Linked DNA regions of Homo sapiens: region 2 is linked to region 1. A link is an interaction called in ENCODE POLR2A ChIA-PET data of the cell type or tissue named here. Cell type or tissue: PC-9. All regions are shown on one strand. Region 1 overlaps TNIK (TRAF2 and NCK interacting kinase). Region 2 overlaps TNIK (TRAF2 and NCK interacting kinase).

The links. ChIA-PET counts read pairs that join two places held together with the same protein. Peaks named below come from ENCODE experiments on the same cell type or tissue, not always from the same donor. Only the 100,000 strongest peaks of a DNase experiment are listed, where the experiment ranks them.
Region 2: POLR2A ChIA-PET joins it to region 1 with 21 read pairs; 4 of 35 experiments call an interaction of 5 or more read pairs at or near these places.

The regions. Positions count from the first base shown.
Region 1 is chr3:171,445,127-171,450,126 of GRCh38, reverse strand. All of the region lies in intron 1 of TNIK (TRAF2 and NCK interacting kinase), which reads left to right. It overlaps LOC124906303 (a long non-coding RNA gene), which reads left to right. Exons shown (of 2, transcript XR_007096168.1): 2 at 1-5,000. Among named protein-coding and RNA genes, the nearest start is that of TNIK, 13 kb to the left of the region's middle. In PC-9, no CTCF peak of the experiment used is centred here; a DNase peak (open chromatin) is centred at 2,646; H3K4me3 peaks cover 439 bases; H3K27ac peaks cover 1,508 bases.
Region 2 is chr3:171,308,259-171,313,258 of GRCh38, reverse strand. The region is part of intron 2 of TNIK (TRAF2 and NCK interacting kinase); the gene reads left to right. Among named protein-coding and RNA genes, the nearest start is that of TNIK, 150 kb to the left of the region's middle. In PC-9, no CTCF peak of the experiment used is centred here; a DNase peak (open chromatin) is centred at 3,038.

The DNA of each region.
Region 1 (5,000 bases):
GGCTCCAGGGCCCAAAAAATGCAGACTGTGAAAGAAAGCAGACTAAGCCTGCTGAGTTGTTAAAAATTTGTTTAATTTTTTTTTTATGTTTGAGACGGAGTCTCACTTCATCACCCAGGCTGGAGTGCAGTGGCACCGTGTTGGCTGACTGCAACCTCCGTCTCCTGGGTTCAAGCAATTCTCTTGCCTCAGCCTCCCAAGTAGCTGGGATTACAGGTGCCCACCACTACACCTGGCTAATTTTTATACTTATAGTAGAGACGGGGTTTCACCATGTTGGCCAGGCTGGTCTCGAACTTGTGACCTCAGGTGATCCACCCTCCTTGGCCTCCCAAAAATTTTGTTTAATTTTTAAAAGGCTTTTCTGGTTCTCATTGTAAAAGCAATGGTCATTGCAATGGTTTCTGCATGGTCAGTGCAGAAAATTTGGAAAATGGAGAAAAAATAAAAAGAATTCTCAAATTATTTAAACTTATGATTCCTAATGATAACCACATATGCACTTTGGTGTATGGCTTAGTAGTTTTTTCCTATGCATGGATAAATAGATTTTTTTTAAAGTGGAGATAATATTGTACATATTATATGTAACCTATTTTTTAAACCTAATAATTAGCCTTTTCTCATGCTATTAATCTTTTTCTATGGCATAACTTTTAAAACTCTTTTTCATGGGGAATTTAAACTTAAAAGGTAGACAGATTACAGGAAACAACAGATGCTGGGGAGGACATGGAGAAATAGGAACGCTTTTACACTGTTGGGAGTGTAAATTAGTTCAACCATTGTGGAAGACGGTGTGGCGATTCCTCAAAGATCTAGAACCAGAAATACCATTTGACCCAACAATCCCATTACTGGGTATATACCCAAAGGATTATAATTCATTCTACTGTAAAGGCACATGCACATGTATGTTTATTATGGCACTGTTCACAATAGCAAAGACTTGGAACCAACCCAAATGCCCATCAATGATAGACTGGATAAAGAAAATGTGGCACATATACACCATGGAATGCTACACAGCCATAAAAAAGGATGAGTTCATGTCCTTTGCAGGGACATGGGTGAAGCTGGAAACCATCATTCTCAGCAAACTAACACAAGAACAGAAAACCAAACACTGTATGTTCTTACTCATAAGTGGGAGTTGAACAATGAGAACATATGTACACAGGGAGGGGAATAACACACACCGGGGCTTGTCAGTAAATGGGGGGCTAGGGGAGGGATAGCATTAGGAGAAATACCTAATGTATATGATGGGTTGATGGGTGCAGCAAACCACCATGGCACATGTATACCTATGTAACAAACCTGCACGTTCTGTACATGTATCCCGGAACTCAAAGTATAATAATAATAAGTAGACAGAATATTGGAATGCTCCTATATTACTGATAGGAATGTAAAATGGTACAGCCATTTTGGAAAACAGTTTGACAGTTTCTCAAAATGCTAAATACAGAGTTACCATGTGACCCAGGAATTTCACTCCTAAGTATATGCCCAAGAGAACTAAGGACGTATTCATGCAAAAAAAAAAAAAAAAAAGTGTACATGAATATTTATAGTAACCTCAAATAGGAGACAACCCAAGTGTCCATCAACCAATGAATGAATAAACAAAATGTAGCATAGTATATCCTTACAATGGAATATTTATTCTACAATAAAAGGAAGTGCTGATACACACTGCAACATGGATGAACATTATGCTATGTGAAAAAAGCCAAACACGAGAAGACACATGGTTGTATGATTCCATTTATATAAAATGTCTGGAATAAGCAAATCCATAGAGATAGAAGGTAGACTAATGCTTGCTGGCAGGGAGTGACTGCTAACGTCCCAAATTAGATAGTGCAGATGTTTGTACAACTCTGTGAAACATACTAAAAGTCACTTGTACACTTCAAAAGAGTAAGTCTTATGGAATGTGAATTAAAGCTCAATAAAACTCTTATTAAAAAGTAGATAAAAGGGTTAATAATCTCTCTACTGAACAATTATCCCCCATAATGAATCCTGTTTCATCTGTACTCCTACCCACCTTCTCCCCCATATTATTTTAAAGTAGCATATTATTTCATTTATAAATATTTCAGTAGTTTGTGTACTTAAAAAATACATAACCATAATAGTATTATCATGCCTAAAAAATTTAACGTGTAATAAAATATTCAGTCAGTGCTCAACTTTCTAATCATGTTTTTAGACTGCTTAGCATTTTGTTGTGGAGATGGATCATAATATATTTAACCAGTTCCTGTTGATGAAGCTTGAGGTTATTTCTAACTTTCCAACTGATAAATAGTGCTTCAATAAACATCCTTATATATAAGTCTTTGTGTGCATCTCTGTTTCCTTAGGATAACTCCTTAGAAATTGAATTTAGAATGAAAGTGTATGAATGATCTCTAAGGCTCTAGATATTGCCAGATTGGCTTCCAATTTCTTGTGCTGTAGGTGTGTAGCATTTATAAATGAACACATAAGACTCTGAAAAATCAATTAGTTTACCAAAGATCGTAGAGCTACTAAGTGGCTGAGCTTACGACTGACTGGCCCAAAGCCACTGCCAATAGTGACTCACATAGCCATCATTTGATTTATGGACCTTGTCATGACATCAGAATTATCTGTTGTATTATCACCCTGAGGCTCACAGACTTCCCAGAAGCCTTTGGTTTAGGGCACAAGTTGTCTTTCATGAGCATAGTGGTGTTTTAAGAGCTATTTCCAAGGTATTTCTTCCTTGTAACTTTGTTTTGTAAGATGACCAATGTCAGATTATAACGTGTTTTTTTTTTTTTCTTGCCTAAAACCTTAAAAACCTAATATGGTAGCTATTTGGGGATTAACAGTGACATTCTTGTGGAGTGTATCTAGGGGATGTTTGTTTGTTTATTTATTTATTTATTTGTTTGTTTGAGATGGAGTCTAGCTCTGTTACCCAGGCTGGAGTGCAGTGGGGCGATCTCTGCTCACTGCAACCTCTGCCTCCTGGGTTCAGGCGATTCTCCCGCCTCAGCCTCCTGAGTAGCTGGGATTACAGGCGCTCGCCACCACGCCCAACTAATTTTTGTATTTTTAGTAGAGATAAGGTTTAACTGTGTTGGCCAGGCTGGTCTCAAACCCCTGACCTCAGGTGATCCGCCCGCCTCAGCTTCCCAAAGTGCTGGGATTACCGGCGTGAGCCACTGAGCTTGGCTTGTTTACATTTAAACTGTCATTCTTTCTGGAAAATTATCCAGCAAGTGTGTTTGGAGGATGTGTGGAATCAGGCTCAAAGGTTTCAGTTTTTTAAGAATTGGAGACAGCTGACTCTGTGATGATCATAGAAGATAGCAAGGTGAGCTACGGCCATGATAGAATAGAGACTATTCTCAAGCCTTAATCTGCCAGACAATTGCTAAAATCAAAATCTTAAGTTGTGCTTTCAGTTTTTCACATAGGTAGATATTTTAAGATTCTAATGGAGAAAATAGAAGATAGAACAGGAAACCACCAGAGTAAAAAGCTCCGTATTCTGGACTATAATCTACTTTCAACCTGGTTTATAAGTAAGAAACTATTAAAATTGACACAACTTTATGGTAGTTGGTCTTGCAGAGGGCAATTTTCTTGATTTACTACAGTTTATAACCTAATCCTCCATTTAAAATGCCTATAAATTATTTATGTCTAGGGTAAAAATCCAGGGCTTCACATGAATATGGTTTCATCATTTCTACCTCTAGGTATTTTTTTTAAAGCTGCCTGTAATCAAATGATAGCAGTGTGGTGGGTGGAACAGGTTGTAAGCAGTAATTGCAAACTGTATTTAAACAATAATAATAATATTTAGCATTTATAGAGCACTTTATATCTTCAAAGTACTTGCAAACATTATCTAATTAAATACCCTCTCTGATTATAATCTGGATACAAATGCACTTAAACTCAGGACAGGGTCATGAGAAAAGTATGCATTTGAAAGTTGGTGCTAGCTATGCTTTAAAAACCTATACAATGATGGGAAAGTTAGAGTTCAGATTCTGTTGGACTGTTTTTGTGCATTTCAGTTCAGCCTGATGGCAGAATTAGATCATATCTGCACTCGATGACTCTGCTTGATAACTTATCACTGAAATCTGAGTGTTGATCATCACACTGATCCTTACAGTTGCTACAACACGAATAACATAAATAAGCTTTAAAATGAGGTCCCTCTCTACATTTCATGCCCTGGCTTCAGATGAAACTGCCATTAGTAAGTGAAATGAAGTGGCATAGTGCAAGGAAGAATGGCTACGCATTGTGGTTTAGTAATGTCCATCTGAGAGTAATAGATTTAACTGCACCGTAGGATACATCATAAAGAAATGCACTGGAGAAATGAAACATCTTTAGTTTGACTGTATTAACTACTTCTTGCTGTTTTGGATATGTGTCTGTGTATTGTCCCCTCGCACGTATACCCTGTGTTGCCAATTTAGATGGTGTTTGGAGCAAGGACCTGTGCGGCTTACTCAGTAGGTAGTAGAGAGTTCTGCAGTTGGTAGATTCTCAGTAAATGTTATCCTGCATGTTGTGATTTTCTAAAAGCTAGTTGACAGTTTAACTCCCTAAGTCAGCAGTTCTCAAAGTGGGATCCTTGGACCAGCAGCTTCAGGATCCTCTGTTAGGCCCTGCCTCTCTCAACTTTTTTTTTTTTTTTTTGGAGACAGGGTCTCACTCTGTCACCCAGGCTGGAGTCCAGTGGTGCGATCTCAGCTCACTGCAGCTTCGACCTCCGGTTCTCAGGTGATTCTCTCATCTCAGCTCCTGGGGTAGCAAGTACTACAGGCATGTGCCACCATACCTGACTGATTTTTGTATTTTTTATAGAGAAGGGCTTTCCTACGTGATCTCGGATTCCTAAGCTCAAGGGATCTGCCTGCCTCAGCCTCTCAAAGTGCTAGGATTACAGGCGTGAGCCACCATGCCTGGGCTCGCTCAACTATTGAATCAGA
Region 2 (5,000 bases), 140 kb after region 1:
AAGAAAGAAAGAAAGAAAGCTAAATGTTGGTAGAGAGTATCACAAAAAAATAACAAAGATACACTTTAAAAAATTGGTCAAGCTGCAATCCTTAGAGGCAATATTCCTGGTTTTGAGTTTATAAACTACCTGCTGGTAAAATCTCTTCAGTAGTTTCTACACATTTGCATTCTTCCTTCGTTTTCAAAACACTGTCTCGGTGACTGCAAAGTGATTCCCCTGATGTATAATCTCTTATTCGGCGTAGCACCCTGGGAGGATGCGAGATCCACGTGGAGAAGTTAAGCACACACAGATCTGCAAGGTCAGAAGTACATTAAATGGCACGCTGTGGTCCAAGACTTTCATCTTTAAGCATCAGTAATTGCCATGAATACTCAAGGAGGTGCCCTGTGTGAGAGCTGCTGGATTTGAGCCATAAGCCATAGTTCAGGAATATGAATCTTGTGAAAGCCAAAGTAGTAATATTGTCAGAGACACACAGGTAAGGCCATGAATGAATAAACTGGACATCGTGACATTCCAGCTGAAAAAAGAGCAATTTATTAAGTTTCAGCACCATAGATGAAGGAAACTGGTAAATTTACTGGATGTATTTTAGGAACTTAAAAATTGATGATGAAACAGGAAAGAGACCCCAGCTAAAAGAAAACTTCTGGCACAAACAATTCAAAGCACCCAGTTAAATAGATCTTCTGACCCATTGGATACCCACCAAGAACAAGGCAATTTGGGCACATCCAAAGTGGTTTGTGTGGGTAGTCGTTAAAACCTGAGTATTACTTCAATTATCTGAGACCTAACGGAGGGCAGTTATTCTAAATAGTCAGGCTACCACCCTCTAGATGCAACTGTTTTTTTTAAGTTTGAAAACGGAAATATTTAAAATAATATACTACATATAGTTACATAGAACTATTTTCATATAAAAATAATATTTTTCTGATAATTTTGGAAGAATTAGAAAAACACAGAGCTCGCAAATGGATCATCTCACTATCCAGAGATAACTTTTATTAATCTTTTGATGTATTTCCTTCCAGTCCCCCCATATTTTAAACTTATTATATATTCATTTGTGGACATATTTTTAAAATCAGATATGCCAGTCTAGCCCTTTTTTTTTTTTTTTTTTTTTTTTTTTTAATCTGGAGCTGCCGTTAGGGACAGCTGAGGAAGTGCAGAGCAATGCCACAAAATGTCTCCCCTCCCTTTTTTTCTCCACAGCCCAGATGGCTAAGATTTGTGGTGGGTGGGCAGGCGCACCCGCCCCCAACCCCCGAAGTCACATGTACTCTTGGTGGCTTTGGCACTTCCTGACCTTGCGTGTATGTTTGCTGCTGGAATCCTTCACACTCTTGCCAATGCGGCTATAAAAATCTAGGTGGCTGAGTTTTTGCTTATCTGAATTACAGGAAAGTTGATGATGAAAGAGGGAAATATTAATGATGGGTTTTGTTCTCTAAATTCCTTTGTAAAGAAAGGATGTGATTTGTTCTATTCTTCCACTCACATAACTTGTTAAAATAATGGGAAAGCCAGGAAAAAAGTGTTTGGAGAATGATGGTGAATACTTTTGGGTTAGTTGGGCTCAGGTGACATGCTTGTTTTCTGGGGGAAGGTTCTCAATACTAAGAGATTACTTCCAGGTGGCAACCCAATGTAGAAAAATCAGCGTGTGCTCTGGAATCAGACAAACCCAGATCTGAATTCTGGTTTTTCTTCCCTCTTTTGTGTCATCTTAAGCAAGTTACTTAGTTTCCGTGAGCATCAGTTTCTTCATCTATGTACTACAAGTGATGGATGCATACTTCTCAAATGTTTAGGGAGCTTAAATGGAAATATACTTGGAGTTCCTAGCACACAGTAGGTGCTTACTCGTGAGCTTGTTCCTTCTGCATTTCCCAGCTGTTTCTGGAAAGTGTGCTGTCATCAGCAAGTGAGTGAATAATAATTGTATGCTAATATTTACCCACACAAATACTTCGCGCAAAACTATTCGTATAATGTTAATCAGTGAAAAAGGTTCTCATCATGTATTATGAGTTGAATTTTCTTTCCCGTCTATTAACAAACTTTGAATGGGAAAGCTACTGAATTGAATTTTTTTTCTCTCTCTCTCTCTGCTATACTGTGGGGACATGCTTTTATATTTGCAAATAAAGCTCACATATATCTTTTTATTACATTCTCACCATCCCACCAGAATTTTAATGAGTAGGAGCGGTGAGTGGAGATTGAGATTCAGGGGCCACTTGTGTTTGAGCTGACAAGATATACACATTTGGGGAAACAGAACATGATCTGAATTAACTGGGAAGCACATGTTTCATAAGTGCTTGATATATTCCTGAAAGAAAATTAAAAAGTAAATATTTTTGCTTGTTGCAGCCATTCTAAAGAGTGTGCTATCAGCTTTCTTTTTGTTTGTTTGTTTGTTTTTTAACTCTGCTTATCAACATGTAAGGTGAGGGACTAGTAGACTTTGTATTATAATGCTTGAAAAGAAAAGCTTTATTTAAATATCAAATATGAACATGTAACAAGAGATTGCTTAACAACTGTGTAGAATAGGAAAAAGAATTGGAAAATTTTCATACAAAAAGTAAAAGAAATTGAGGGGAGGGAAACAAATGAATCCAAACTCTTATTTTCTTTTCTCTGTTAACTTTCAGGAAGGCCAAAATGAGATTTAATGTACTGTATGAAGTATCTTGTAGCTTTGCTGTTTTGTTCATTTGCTTACCCTTTTATCTCTCTTAAATTTTAATTTCTAAATCTATAGCCCTACATTCATTAATTGATTTGGTTATCAAACATCTTTTCTGTGCTAGTTTTAGGAGAAAGAAAAATTTCCCCTAAAATTGTAAATTTTGATTTACAATTGTGACTGTAAATCTCATAATCTTGGTGGGTTGCAATCCTGTAAACAAAAATGATGGCTCAGCAGCTCTATAAGAGGCTGCATTAGATTCAGTATGAGCCCAGTCCCACTGTTTGTGGAGGGAGAAGATGCAGTCCAGACAAGTCCATAGCTTCAACTGTGAGTCATATAGTTTGCCAGGCAGAGAGCTATGGGAGGTATTACCAAAGAGGCAGTAGCATGTGTCTTTTATCATGGATCATTTCAATTTTTTAAAAAAGTAGGTATGTTATAAATAATAATGAAAAATGAGTAAAGAAGTAAAGGTGGTAACTAACATGGGAAGAAGTTAAGTAATAGGTAAGGAAGTGTGTGATTAAGAGCTCCAGTGAGTGGCTGTGATGATGGGATTTCAGAAAAAGGATTTCTTTGCAAAAGCAGAGAGGAAGAATAGCAGATGGTGAATGAGATAAAGTTTTTCTCCCCAAGAGGACAACTAGGAAGCAAAAATCCAGAGAAAGGAAAAGTCTGGGCTACTGGTGAAAGCTGGACTTCAAGAAAAATAGTTTAAGGATGTTTAAGTTTTTTAGTTTTTAGACACCCAGCTGCTTGTGTGACACCACATTGCAAAGTTATTATTTAGTAATATTTTGAATGAAAGGTCTCTCTTCATAAAACCCCCACCCTTTACAAACTATTAGTCTCAGAAACCCTTTACATTCTTAAAAGTTACTGAGGACTTCAAGAAGCTTTTGTTTATGTTAGTTATATCTACCAATGTTTATTGTAAGATCAGTAATTGGGAGTTTATTAAATATAATGAAGCATTTTTTTAAACTTTGATTTTGGTTCAGGGGTGCACGTGCAAGTTTGTTCTACAGATAAATTGCATGCTTCAGGGGTTTGGTGTACATATTATTTGTTCACCCAGATGGTAAGCATAGTACATGATAGATAGTTGTTTGATCCTCACCCTCCTCCCATCCTCCACTTTCCAGTAGGCCCTGTTGTCTGTTGTTCCCTTCTTTGTGTCCAGGTGTACTCAATGTTTAGCTCTCACTTATTAAGTGAGAATATACAGTATTTGGCTGTCTTTTCCTGTGTTATTTTACTTGGGATGATGACCTCCAGCTCCATCCATGTTGCTGCAAAAGACATGGTCTCATTCTTTCTCATGGATGCATAGTATTCCATGGTGTATATGTACCACATTTTTTTTTTCCAGTCTACCAATGATGGGCATTTAGGTTGATTCCATGTTTCTGTTACTGTGAATAGTGCTACAGTGATCATAACATGTGCATGTGTCTTTATGGTAGAATGATTTATATTCCTTTGGGTATATATGCTGTAATGGGATTGCTGGTTCAAAATGGTAGTTCTGTTTTTAAGTGCTTTGAGAAATCACCGAACTGCTTTCCATAGTGGCAAAATGAATTTACATTTCCACCAGCAGTGTATAAGCATTCCCTTTTCTTTACAGCCTTGTCAGCATCTGTTGTTTTTTGACTTTTTAATAACCATTCTAACTGGTGTGAGATGGTATTTCATTGTGGTTTTGGTTTGCATTTCTCTAATGATTAGTGATGTTGAGCATTTTTTCATATGCTTGTTGGATGCATGTATGTCTTCTTTTGAAAAGTGTTCATGTCCTTTGCCCACTTTTAAGTGGTGGTGTTTGTTTTTTGCTTGTTCAATTAAGCTCCCTATGGAGTCTGGATATTAGGCCTTTGTGAGATGCATAGTTTGCAAATATTTTGTCCCATTCCATAAGTTGTTTGCTTTCTTGAAAGTTTCTTCTGCTGTGCAGAAGCTCTTTGATTTAATTAGGTCCTATTTGTTAATTTTTGGTTTTGTTTGAATTGCTTTTGGCATCTTTGTCATAAAATCTTTGCCAGGGCCTATGTCTAGAATGGTATTTCCTGGGTTTTCTTCAAGGATTTTTATAGTTTTAAGTTTTACATTGAAATTTTTGATGCATTTTTGAGTTGATTTTTGTGTGTGGTGTAAGGAAGGGGTGCAGGATGGCTAACCAGTTATCTCAGCACCATTTATTGTATAGGGAATCCTTTCCCCATTGCTTGTTTTTGTCAGCTTCGTCAAAGATCAGGTGGTTGTAGGCGTGTGTCTTTATTTC